Regions from separate parts of the Homo sapiens genome. Here region 2 is linked to region 1. A link is an interaction called in ENCODE POLR2A ChIA-PET data of the cell type or tissue named here. Cell type or tissue: PC-3. All regions are shown on one strand. Each heading gives the region's core, and the rest is flanking DNA. Links, peaks and the distances in the headings are about the cores only.

Region 1 (8,137 bases), core at 1-5,000:
CCATAGGAAAAGTAAGGATATTTAGAGGCACAATACTCATATTTTAACCAGCATTCCAAAGAGAGCTTTCTTGTGGCTATTAAATGGTACTCTTGTCAGATATGTTATGAGGACTGACTGGCCATTCGTCAGCTCCAGATGGACATTTCTTTTATGCCTATCCATTACTTTTGTCCACTTAACCCTCCTTCTGCTTTGACTATCATGTAGGCTTTTTAAATCCTTGACTAAAGGCAAACAAAATTTACTTCTGACAAGAATGCAGTAAACTTTAGAACTGATCTATTTGTTTTGTATAGTTTCTATTGTTATGCCTTCAAATTTGATAAACTTTTCTTCTACGATCTCTAATCTGCCTTTCCTCACATACAGTGTATTTTTCATCTCAGATGTTGTAGTTTTCACCTCTAAAAGTTCGACTTGGGTATTTTTTCATATATTCTGTGTCTCTGCATAAGTTCAATCATTCCTCTAGCTGTTTGAACACATGGAATACAGTTATAACAACTTTTAGTGTCTTTGTCTCCTAATTCTGTCATCTGCATTGGTTCTAGGTCATTTGAATAAATTGACTTTCTTCCTTATTTTAGGTCATATTTTCCTGCTTCATTGAGTGACTGGTAATTTTTGATTGGATACCAGATAGTGTAAATTGTGCCTTACTGAGTGCTAGATATTTTTGTATTCCTAGAAATATTTTTGAACTTTGTTCTGAAGTGTAAATTACTTGGAAACACATGGATCCCTTTCAAAGTCTTGCTTTTAAGCTTTTAAGCTACACTTAGTCTAGGGGTAATTTTGCTCTGTTAGTGAGGTAAGACCCTTCTGGATATTCTACCCAATTCCCTGTGAATTATGAGGCTTTCCAGTCAGGCTGGTGGGAACAGGCACAATCCCAGACCCCCTGTGAACTTTGAGGATTGTTCCCTCTCATTTTCTTGGGTAGTGCTTTCCCCAGCCTTGAGTAGTTTGTTTCCTTATATGAATGTGCTGGTCACTACTCATCTGAATACTTGCAGAAGACTCTTAGCAAATCTCTGGCATTGCTTTCTTCTGTGTAGCTCTCTCCTGTCCTTTACTCTGCCCTATGAACCCTAACTACCTCAGCCTTCCAGGATGCCCAGATTCATCTCCTCAACTCAAGGACAGTGCCTGGCTCCATCTGGTACCTCCTCCTTATGCCATGAAGTTAAAACTCTCCTATTCAGTAATCTCGGGCAATTGTAGGATTCACCTAGTTTTTCTTTCTCTCAGGGATCACTGTCTTTTGTTGCCTAATGTCCAATGTCTAGAAAACCACTTTTTAAGGTATCTATTGTCTATTTTTTTTGGTTGTTTCATCTGAGAATATAATTTTAATTCCTGTTATTCTATCTTGGCCAGAAGCAAGAGTCTGGTATTGATTATATTTACATTTTTATCACATTTATCTTCTGAAAGCCTTTACTGAAAATGTTTGAAGTCCTAGAATTAAAATGAATGTCATAAAAAATGAATAATTTTTAATTTGGAAAAGAAGTGAAGTCTTAAACTACTTACACTAAGACAACCAGTTCATCTATCCTTTCTTTCAAAATATGAAAACTAAATTGTTATCATCATGCAGACTGAATTAAACTTTTCATCCTGCAATAGAGTATGCTGTTCTAAAAAGTTTTCTAGACTGTCACATAAACGAGCTCTAAACTCAGCATGGAGCCCATCTGTTTATTTGATTAACTGGCCTGCTGCTTATGGGCCAGATGAAAGCCAGTCTGAATAATGAGCTTGCAATGTAAAGAATGAAGAGCAAATGTAAATTGGCCTCTAAAATTTAACATTGTTTTTCTGAGGGAAAGCATTTTACCTTTTCTAATGTATTTGTCATAGTTATTATGTCTCGAGGGGAAAGTACTCAATGATATCAAATAGCTACATATATTAATAGTATATATGTTTTACAGATGTCAATGAGTGTGACCTGAATCCAAATATCTGCCTAAGTGGGACCTGTGAAAACACGAAAGGCTCATTTATCTGCCACTGTGATATGGGCTACTCCGGCAAAAAAGGAAAAACTGGCTGTACAGGTGTGTTTGTTCAAGTAGAACAATAAAATATTAAGTAGTTAAGAGATTGGTATCATAATTATAGATTGATACATGTTTTAAAACTCATACATTTTAACTATATTATAAAACATTTTGCATAACATTTTTCATTAATTTAGCTTCCACTTCTTTGAAATTTGTCATCGTTTATATTGGATCCAAGTTGCAGGTTTTTTTCTTGACCTGTGGGGGGAAAAAGGTGTATTGAATAAATTAACACTGTAAATAGCACATTTTTATGAGGTTAAAAATCACATTTTCATATCAAATTAGTGAACATGCTAATTACCAAATATTCATGGCCCTTCACCGAAGCAAGCCTTTTCCAATAACCTCCTTTGCCAACACTTCATTTAAGGTTTATAACTGGAATTGCTCTTTAAAGGAAAACATCCTACAATTCATATATTTCATCAATTCTCACTAGTCTTCCAGTGCCTTAAATAGGAGTACTTTTGATGTATTAAGTCATATTAGTCCAAGGAAGTCTTTATTCATGGGACTTAGCAAATCTTATGAAGTGATAATGAAACCATTTGCAATGTTGTCTGTTACCAATAGCACATGAGAAAATGTTTTCACAATATTTGTAGGAGACTATCCTATTAAATGCCAAATGGAAGAAGTTACTCTGTGCTAATGACATTGTGTTTAGTTTATAAGTGTTTAGTTGGTATTTTCAAATATGAGGCAATGACATTAAGTCCATGGAATGATATAATAAAGTTTTACTCTAGTTACTTATATTAATTTGACAGATTATGGCATATAACATAATTTAAAACATAATGGAAACCATGGTGAGCTTGAATTAGGTAACTGAATAATTTCTTAATAAATAACAGTCTTTAATTCCAAAAACCAGTTTGGCAAGCTCTTATGACTTAAAACAAATATTAAAATATTTGCAGATTGGCAGTGGGGCAAATGTGCAGATCCTCCTCTTAATTATATCAACATATTTCAAGAAAACACCAAAATATATTTATTATTGTTTCAAACTGGCCAATAATGCTATTTCAAATTTATTGATATGTAGGATAAGGGCAATAATATTATTGTTGGTTCAAAAATAACAGATGCTAGCCAAATTATGAGAAGAAGCATGAAGCTGGAATGTTTTCATTTTCACTATGCTACTCCTTACATGAAGCCTGTCTAGGGGTCCATTCTGATAAATGGCACAGTGTTTAAACTCTCAACTCCTATACGGCCTCTCGGTACAAATGGTGCCTAGCTTTGTATGTCTATGGTTCAAGCTTTATTTTTAGCTTCCAGTATAAATATAGGACTTGGTAAGGGATGATGGTCTGGCAGTAGTGAAAAGAAAGGTAAGATAGTTCTGTATTATGTTTTAACTAATAGAGGATAATACTACTGTTTTGTTAAGCTGAGCACATTGAAATTCAACCCAGAGGCAGTGATGCTTATGAAAGAAGTTAATCTCATGGAACAACCTTCATTCCCCATAAGAAAGAGGTCTCTAGAATTCAATGCTCCAAATTCTAGCTAACTGGGTCATGTGCAGTGGCTGATTATTTTAGGCCTTACCCTGAAGAAAGCTTAAATTTTCATGTTATTTAATGTAGTTTTAGGTAAATGACATATAATGTATACAATGCTGTTGGCGCAGTGCTGGTCAATAAATAAAAGCTATTGTCAAATGAAACATAGACACAGTGTCTAGAGGCCATTTTAGTGAAAGCCATTGCTTCTAGTCTATATCTATTGTCCATTGTTTTGTTGTTTCATTTGAGAATTTAACAGTCTAGCAAAAATTTTATGCTACTGTTTACTGATTCATGCTTGAACTCAGTTTAAAGAAGGAAAATCTTACTCTTTATATTGAAAGGCTTGTTTTTCGTAGTTGAATTTGCACAGATACTAAGACCATGGTAACAGAGCTGTGCACTACAGTTGCATGAAGTGACACCAGCTTTACGTTAAGAACAGCAGCCTTTGAGTCAATCACATGAACATAGATTTGAAGTCAAAGAAACATTTGATCCTCTTCAAATCTTTTTCATAGATTTGAAGTCAAAGAAACACTTGAGCTCTTCCTCCAGTTTTGAAAATTACAGCCTAAAATGATTTTCCAATTTGCTAAAATCCAGCTAGCACTGTAGGAAGACTTGAGTTTTATGCCCCTTTGATACCAGAGTAACATGGCATGTGATATTCTCATCTGAAGGAGTAGTACCCTGAATTGTGTTCTTAGTAAATCCACTCATTCATGATCTTGAACAAATCACCAGGGTGCTCTGCAGTTACTCAAATGTTCTCCTTGGGTAAGTAACAGCCCTGACCTGTGGAAGGGCATCACATTTGATTGGAAATGGCTTAACCAAACAGTAAGTTTGGTATACTTGAAAACGTGTTTTTAAAAATCTGGGGCAAAATGTTTTTTGAATGCCATGTCACTAAGGCTCTTTTAGCTGCTTTTAGTTTAAAATTCGTGTCATTCACAACTTAGAACACCGTCAGGTTACCTTGGTGATGGCTTTGCTAATAATGTTCCAGGCAACTAATGTAAGTAGAGATAGGTATCTTGCCTAATTGGATAAGCAAGCAGACAAAAGGAATATGTCTACTTATTTATCTATTTATTTATTTAGATAGATTATTGTTTAATGAAAAGAATTATGAAAATATGTATGCTATTTTATAAGGAGAAATTTTGCTTCATGAGAACTAAGAAAAAGACCTCTGGGCTCCATTACAGTTTTGTCTAAATATTTCAGCTCCCTGTCATTACTGAGTATTTCCATTTTAACAAATAAACATGTTTTTTCCCCCAATCACTTTAGCAATGTTCAGAATCCACCCACTGACTTACATTCCCAGCCCACACAGATGCTAAGGGTTTCTTTTTACTCCGTAAGCTTTGTTCAGACCCTGGGTATTGCCAAGGGGGAATGTTCCATTTAATGGAGAGAGAACACATTTGCTTGAAACGCAGAACACAGCTCTTCTATCCTTGGCTTAAGTGGGCTGGATTACAATTTTTCTATGACCCAATGTAAGGCTTCTGCTGCTTGTTCTACATAATTAAGGCCCTGCTAGGTGTCATCTTTGATGGGTGGTCCTGGCTTTCACAAGCTAATTTTAAGACCCTACCTCCCATCATGTGCTTACTTAGTTAATGAATAAAGCAAGCATACCATTAAGTGGAATTAAATCAGACTTGTTTTCAGTTAAAATAGCGGGATTTCTGGGTAATTCCATATTGGAAACTAGCTGGTTTCTTTCATAAGAGAAATGTCTCTGGTGGATCTTGGTTCATAGGAGAGAATCATATATTTCAACCACCAACAGTCAGTGAGAATTTGTGTTCATTTCCTTCCAGTTTCTTATCACTGCTAATTTTCCTTCACTGGCTGTCGGCCTGTGAAAACTCCATGGGTGTTCAGTTAATAGTGTTGGCTCAAATTTGGATCCAAATTAAGAAATCCAAGTAGCCTTCACGTTTGGCCTCTCCATTCATGGTAACGCCCTCTTCCTCAATGCCTAATCAAGGAGTTTCTGCAGTGCACAGCTCTGCCAGGTTAGGATCCAGGAGACAGATGCCCAGATGGCAGAGAAGGCAGGTGTTTGTGTGGGTGATACAGCCTCTCCCTGCGTGACTGTAAGAGGAGGCCACAGCAGCCCCGGGCACAAGCCCATACTTGGATGACATACTTGCATGGGACATACCCAGAGCCTGTGAGCAGGGTCTGCTCACACCACACCCTTGCCCTTCAAGAGAGCCATGCAAGAGGACCTTTGAGTCTTTGTGACAAAGGTTTGGTGGGGTTAAGAAGGTTGCGGTGTCACTTTAAGTTTGAATTTCTTTGCTTTTCTTGGCTTATGCTATTCTTAATCTTAAACAGGAATTTTCTGTTTGCAGCGAACTTGTGCAGGAAAGAGAACATTTTTACAGAAAGAGATATTCTTGGCAAACATGTACTATGTTTCCTTCATGTTATTGAAGAGTGTTTCAATACAGCATTTTTGTTTGCTTGTTTTCCTTATGGCTCACTTTCCCCTTCTGTTTGCTTTTATGATGAATTACAGTCCAAGTCTGCCACAGAAACAATTAATGAATGATAGTTGGTGCATGCATGCACACACACCCACATGCAAAAACCTTTTATTTGGAGATGCTTTTATACTTTATGACCACTTGAAGTCTCTCCAATTGTTACATACTGAGAGTGTAAAACATTGAGATAATAACTTATACAAATAGTCACAAAATGGAGAATTGAATATTGGCTCCTGAGTTACTCTCTCCTATTACCCAAAAGCCCATGATACACAGCCTGTTGTAAATATAGTTTCTTTTCACCTTGAAAACATTGCCATAAAACTGAAAACACTTTCTAAAGTTGTAAATTTCTATTAGCATATTACTGATGATTTTTAAAGGAGACTTTCCATTAAAAAGAAATGATAATTTTCTTAATTGCAAGATTAAACATGGAAGGTAAAAGCCATATGAAAATGATAATACTCATAAAATAAGAGTACCTCTGGTCATTAGAAAACTGGAAAGAAAAAGATTACAGAATTACTAGATTAATAGGTTGTGGTCATCTCTGAAAATTATGCTTAGTAGAAGATATTAGTGAGTATTTCTATAAGTCAGTTAATATTCACCAATATTTTGGTAACTCCATAAAGCAAGGCTTAGAATAAAATCCTGATATGACTAAAGAAATGCGCTCAGCTGGGCGCAGTGGTTCACGCCTTAATCCCAACACTTTGGGAGGCCAAGGCGGGTGGATCACCTGAGGTTAGGAGTTCAGGACCAGCCTCACCAACATGGTGATACCCCATCCCTACTAAAAATACAAAAAAAAAAAAAAAAAAAAAAAAAAGCCAGGCGTGGTGGCAGGCACCTGTAATCCCAGCTACTAGGGAGGCTGAGGCAGGAGAATTGCTTGAACCCAGGTGGCGGAGGTTGCTGTGAACCGAGATCGCACCATTGCACTCCAGCCTGGGCGACAAGAGCAAAACTCCATCAAAAAAAAAAAAAAAAAAAGAAAAGAAAAGAAAGAAAGAAGCTCAGCTAGGCAGCTGTGGCCCAAGGGAAGGAGTGCCAATCACCAGATGGGGAAACTGAGTTTCAGGAGGTCCTGGCTCTGCCCCTCACTGACTTGTAGGGCCCAACTTCTTTGTCTTCTTCTGAGAAACTGAGATTGGGAGAATGGAATTACGAGTTCTTTCCACTTAGAAAATTCCTTGATTCTATAACATCTGGAGGCTTTGATACTTATGCAATTGAAGCTTTTTGTGTCCACATAAGATTATTTGTCAGAGATCATGACAAATATAGGAGAGAAATTTAGGCAAAACTCCACAAAAATGGTGATTTGTTGCATTACCTCTGAGGGGAGCAATTACCTGAGGCAGAAAGAAGTTTCGACAGCCCTGCTTGGGAGTATTTGTGCTAGTTCTGCGGGATCTGTTAGGTCAGGTATGGAAAGACATACATTCTTGAATTCCTGTGCCTACTTAGCACTGTTATCCCTGAATTGGCCTTCCTCCTCATTTCCTTGGAATGTGCCATGCTCAATTATTTAGCTGGTTAAAGCTCCCAGTCACAGTCTAAAGCTATGTGTCTCTCTTGACCTGCAGTAATAACTTGATAGGTCCATGTGGCTGCCAAGGTTACACTAAAATCCACCTATACAATGTGTCATGACTGAAAGGACATTCTTCCAGGCATGCTGCTTCATTTTTATGATCATTAGTGATATTATAAAGTTCTTTTGTAGGAGCAATCTGTTCTTATTTCATTTTGTGTTTGCTCTAGAAGTTATGAAGAAGCCAAAGATCCCAGGACCATTTCAGAGCTTCAGATGGAACACTTGGCAGATAGCATGTTTGCAAACACTTTCAAATCATTTAATTGGGCTTCATAAGTAAACAAAAAGGCAAACATGAATTACTTGCCCAGTTTCTTTTTCATGCCACTATTCAAGTGTTCACTGGAAATTCTTGCAGTGTTTTGTATGGCAAAATTGTTCTTCTTGACCTAAGATTGGTGTTAGATGTTGGTTTCC
Region 2 (5,232 bases), core at 233-5,232, 57 kb after region 1:
CAATTGGCTACTCAGAATATAATTTTTAAATTTTTTAGATAAACTTTGAAATAAATGATTATTAAATGTGCAAACCAGTCCACCAAGATGTGGAACTCCTAAAACTGGCCAAACTGTATTGCATAAAAGAAGTATAAATCATGCTGATATCCTGGCAATTAGACACAATTGCATCTGGAAAAGCACAAGCTCCTTAACTAGAGCAGGATGAGGAAGTGTCAGACTGTCTAAGGCAACTCTAGAGATATCTAGGCCTGTCACCAATATGATTCCTGTGTTTATCAACTGTAACTACAATTGGTTTTTAGTTCATAAAAGGACTGAGAAAAGGTGAGAGCTTTTTTGAGCTTCTTGGGAGGGAATTAGAAGTGAAAGGGGAAGAAGGAGGTTAAGAAGGATTTGTGTTTGTATTGGAAAGATGTGGCTGAAGGCAGAATAATGGAACTGGATGTGATTTAAAAAAAAAGAAAAAACAGACCTAGAAAGGTAAGATGGAGTGACCAAAAGCAATTTATGATTCTTTGGAGGATGTAGCAATAAGATAGCCGAAAAAACTCACTTCTGGAGACCAATAAGAGTGTGCTAAATTGCACTTCAGAGTAGACTTGTAAAGGTCAGATACACCCAGCTGTTGGTATAAAATGGTTATTTGGCAGTCAAGGGCTGAGAACCCATGTAGAAAGTGCTTGTATCGGCACTTCGCCAAGCAGTAAGGAGGTAAAATGGGTCAAGATGTGGAAGACAGTGGTTTTAATGCTCAACAGTGCATATTGACCCAGTCTTTCTCTCTGTGGTACAGCCATGAGTGAGGGTCTCCCTTCCTTAGCAGGCTGCAAAAACCCAGCACTGTCATCCACCTCAGAGCCCTGGTTAGTTTCCCCCCTCACCAGAGGACAGAAGTTCATCTCATTTCCCCAATATTATGTAATTTGAACTTTTTCAGGATTAACCACAAAGACAACAAAAATAATGTAAAAACAAAAAACAAAAAACCTTACTTATTTTGAGCATGCAATACTAGGGGGTGGAAATGGGGTTTCCTCATCAAAAGGATCTGCTTCTGTGATTCATTTATTAGATGTCAGCAGGAGGCAAGCTTAATGGCATGAGATGACACAAAAAGCCAAATATGTCTAGATGGGGTGGCTGTTCTATGGATCCAGAAGAGAAAAATATACATTTAGAAGACCAGTTGTTTTTAAAGTTTTTCTGTGGCTGAATTATTTTATCAATTGTAGTCTAATGAAGTTATTTGTTTACCTTTTGATATAGCTACTGTTACATATTAAATTTATGCTGTCATCTTACTGGTTTAATTTCTTAGGCCCAAAATATAGTAACACAATTTATTAGTATTTACACTGAAGTGACCCCCTACATATTAATGTTGTCAATTTTATGATATATTTCTTAATTTATATTTGTTAAATTACAGATATCGATGAATGCAAGGTTATTCACGATGTTTGCCGAAATGGGGAATGTGTCAATGACAGAGGATCATATCATTGCATTTGTAAAACTGGGTACACTCCAGATATAACTGGGACTTCCTGTGTAGGTAAGTGTCTATTTCTGATGGCTTATCCTCAAGTGGAAATTTTAGATTATGGAAAAAAAAAAACCCAAAGCTAAAAATCTAAAAAGTCTGTGCAGTTTCATAGGAAAGCACAGGACAATCATCAAAGTCTACACAGAGTTTCCTTTTTCTTTCCCCGAAACTAAAATTCTTCGTTAGACCCTGTGGAAATTGAGCGTGTACACATCATTTTTAGATGCACAGTCACGCTGTATTTCTTTGATCATAGATCTGAACGAGTGCAACCAGGCTCCCAAACCCTGCAATTTTATCTGCAAAAACACAGAAGGGAGTTACCAGTGTTCATGCCCGAAAGGCTACATTCTGCAAGAGGATGGAAGGAGCTGCAAAGGTAAAGTAGAATTGACCATTGCCCCTCACCTAGCTCCTGACACATGGCTGCATTCCTTTGCCTGTAAGAACTCCACAGGCAAGCCGAAAGACCTGCTCTACAGGCAGGAGGTGCTTCCCTGGGGTTAATGCCTCCATGGGACCTACCTCCTGTGCTGGAGGGAAGGAGGCTAAAGCCAGGGAGATTGTGGAGGAAGCAGCTGTCCTTGCTGCATGCCCCCTGGGCATCCATGGTGGCCATCCATGACTGTCTCAGAGATAGCAGGGCCAGCTTCAATGGCTCTGGTGGGGCAGATTCTTAATTGGTGACCTCCTCTCTGCTTTCTGTTTTTTGTATTTATTCTTTATAGCTATATAGTTCAGGTTTCCAGGAAGGTCCTGCCTCGGAATAATCAGTGCCATGATCGTAGAGGACATTGTGCCTAATGAATTAGATGCTGTGTCCAGATTTTTGTTCTGCAGAAAAAGTCTATTTCTGCCCTGTAGGAGCTTCCCTGAGACATAAATATCACACAGAATTAAGAACCAGAAAAGCTCTGGGCAGAAATCCCTTCTCAACCAGAAGTTATCCTTTGCAAAATTTTTTTGGTTTAATTTTACTCCTGTAAACATCTTCCTCCACAATAAGAACATTATATTTAGTGAATAGCACTAGTGAGTCATACTTAACAATAATTTGGGAAATCAGAGATTTGGAGAAGAAAAGATAGACCAAGTGGTAGAGCAAGAGATATCATGTCATGCCATGAAACTTTGAAGGAAATTTATAGAAACATACAGAAGTAAGGAAGGTAAAGGATAGAGTGGAGTCTTTTTCCTATTTTTTCTCATAAAGCTTAAGTTCTTCCACTTACTTGGTATATATAACTAAATATCAAATGAATGATGCAGCTGTGTGTACCACTGAACTGAGAAGAGGCTAGAAGGGTGGAGGGTGGGACCAGCACATCCCCACGGAGGATCCAGATTGGAGGAGAGGAGAGGAGAGAAGTGGAGAGCAGAGAGAAGTTGGGCTCTTGACCTCTTTCCTGTGTCTGCTGAAAGGGAGAGTTAAGAGACATGTAATAGTGGATGACATCATGGGCAAGTGCCTGAGGCCTTCCTGTGCAGCACAAAGCCTGTATAATCCTGTAGTTTGGGGAGAGGAAGTTGAGAGACCTACTTACACATTCTAAACATCTTAAATGAAGTCGCTCATAGCTTTGTTCTTCTCAAATGTGGAACTTATTTTACATCTGGGGTCACTGTGAGTTCTAGGCAATGTGAAGCTATAACTCAGAGCCATAAATTTATTCATATAAATGAAGAACCAAATTCAAGGGGAAAATATCTCTCATTGTATATATTATCTGTAACAAGCAAAACAAATTTATAGCATTTTTTCTAACCTCTGGGGGCAGAAAATTCTCAAAAGTTTCCAGCAATTAAAAGATGAAAAATGAAAATGCATCAATAAAGTTCTCTTTATGGCTTTAGGAGTGCAAAGAGCAACTGTAATTTTTACATGTCCACTCACAACTTGTCCCTTTTCCTGTTTTTTCCCATAAGGTTCAAATTCTTCCACTTACTTGGTATATATAACTAAATATCAAATGAATAGTGCAGATAGTTGCACCACAGTCACTGAGAAGGAGGAAGCCAGAAGGGTGGCCGTGGGAGCAGCACATCCCCAGTGAGAGATGGGTAGAATGCAGATTAGAGGGGAGAAGAGGAGGAAGGGCATCTTGGAGGCAAGAGCAGCAAGTGCTGCTGTTCTTCATGTGTTGTACTCATGAAATGGTGTTAGGAGAAATCACTGAGTCATCTTCCTCACCTGTTGCAGGTGAGCTTCAGCAAATGTGTCATGATGCTCCAGCCAAGCTCCTTGGGCCATAGACAGGGGAAACCAGTCCACAGACTCTGAGAAAGCTGAACAGAGAGTGCATATCAGTCAAGATCTCAGCAGTGGAAAGAGCACAGGACAGGCAGCATTATAAGAGAAGCCGGAACTAGGACAGGTCTCGGGAGGGTCTCTCAGTGTAGGTCCACTCCAGATGTTACTCTAGCCAGGAACTGGCCCTGTGGAGTGGAAGCAGTCACTGGCAAAGCTGGCACTGATCTGCAGCTCCAAAGCAGTTGTGCAGATGGTGAGGGCATAGTGGTTGAATTTGTGATAAAATAAAGTCACTAATGTTTTTTCCTGAATATGCGACAATTTTAAAATTATCATTAAAGTTTAGCTAGAAGCTAGAACACAACATTTCATCTCTTGGTATTTTGAAATAACATTGGAGTTGAGAATGCAACTTAGAAGTTGAGGCGTTGAGAAAAGAGGCCTGGTCAAAGCAGAGGGTTTTATTGAGATGTGGGAAACAATGTTGGATAAACACTGCAGGCAGTTGTCAGTTTTGGATTTTTGTTTTTTTTGTTTTTTGTTTTTTGTTTTTGTTTTTGTTTTTGTTTTGAGACGAAGTTTCACTCTGTTGCCCAGGCTGGAGTGCAGTGGTGCGATCTCAGCTCACTGCAACCTCTGCCTCCCAGGTAGCTGGGATTACATGCACACACCACCACACCCAGCTAATTTTTGTATATTCACTAGAGACAGGTTTTGCCATGTTGCCCAGGCTGGTCTCAAACTCGTGAGCTCAAAGTGATCAGCCTGCCTTGGCCTCCCAAAGTGCTGGGAATACAGGCATGAGCCACCACGCTTGGCCTGGAGGCAGTTTTATTAAAAGTGCCTTTAGCTATTAAAATGAATTTTTCCTTTGCTTTGTTTCCTTCCTGATTGCTCAATTTTGGTTTATCCTAAGAAGAATCACGACTAAAGAAATCAGATTTTGTTTTTGATGACTTCATTTGAGTAGATTAAAAACAGCAAACAGAAGAGAACTAAGCCAGCAAATTCATTTCCAGCTTCAACATTTCTCTTTATGTTTTAACTTAAATAGATCTTTTCAAAGCTCTGGAAAATTTGCAGAATCATTCATCTTTCGCTTCATTTAAAAATTTGTTTAAAATGTCATGATTTATTTGAAATTCCTTTGTTGAGGAATTCCTGCATTTCTCCAATTAGAATTGTGTTTTCTTGGATCCCCTAAAGATCTCTTTATATTTTTTTGAGGGGAGGAGGGTCTAAATTGACACCTTGTTTTATCTTTCAGATCTTTACCCCCTGTGTCTCTCCTTGCCTTTTGCTGTGGCTTCTTTCTAGTCAGGGTCATTTGAGACCTCCAAATCAAACGTGGAGCTGCTTCATAGGGTCAGCTTCCCTGATCCTGTTTTGTTGGCTTGACTCAAATGCCTCTCTTGCATTTTCTTGTAGA

The links. Peaks named below come from ENCODE experiments on the same cell type or tissue, not always from the same donor. Only the 100,000 strongest peaks of a DNase experiment are listed, where the experiment ranks them.
Region 2: POLR2A ChIA-PET joins it to region 1 with 6 read pairs; 5 of 35 experiments call an interaction of 5 or more read pairs at or near these places.

What each region holds. Positions count from the first base shown.
Region 1 is chr15:48,475,587-48,483,723 of GRCh38, reverse strand. FBN1 (fibrillin 1) reads left to right here. Exons shown (of 66, transcript NM_000138.5): 32 at 1,944-2,069. Among named protein-coding and RNA genes, the nearest start is that of DUT-AS1, 150 kb to the right of the region's middle. In PC-3, for the core only: no CTCF peak of the experiment used is centred there; no DNase peak of the experiment used is centred there.
Region 2 is chr15:48,422,068-48,427,299 of GRCh38, reverse strand. It overlaps FBN1 (fibrillin 1), which reads left to right. Exons shown (of 66, transcript NM_000138.5): 59 at 1,436-1,561; 60 at 1,809-1,931; 61 at 5,232. Among named protein-coding and RNA genes, the nearest start is that of DUT-AS1, 93 kb to the right of the region's middle. In PC-3, for the core only: no CTCF peak of the experiment used is centred there; a DNase peak (open chromatin) is centred at 3,029; H3K27ac peaks cover 1,212 bases.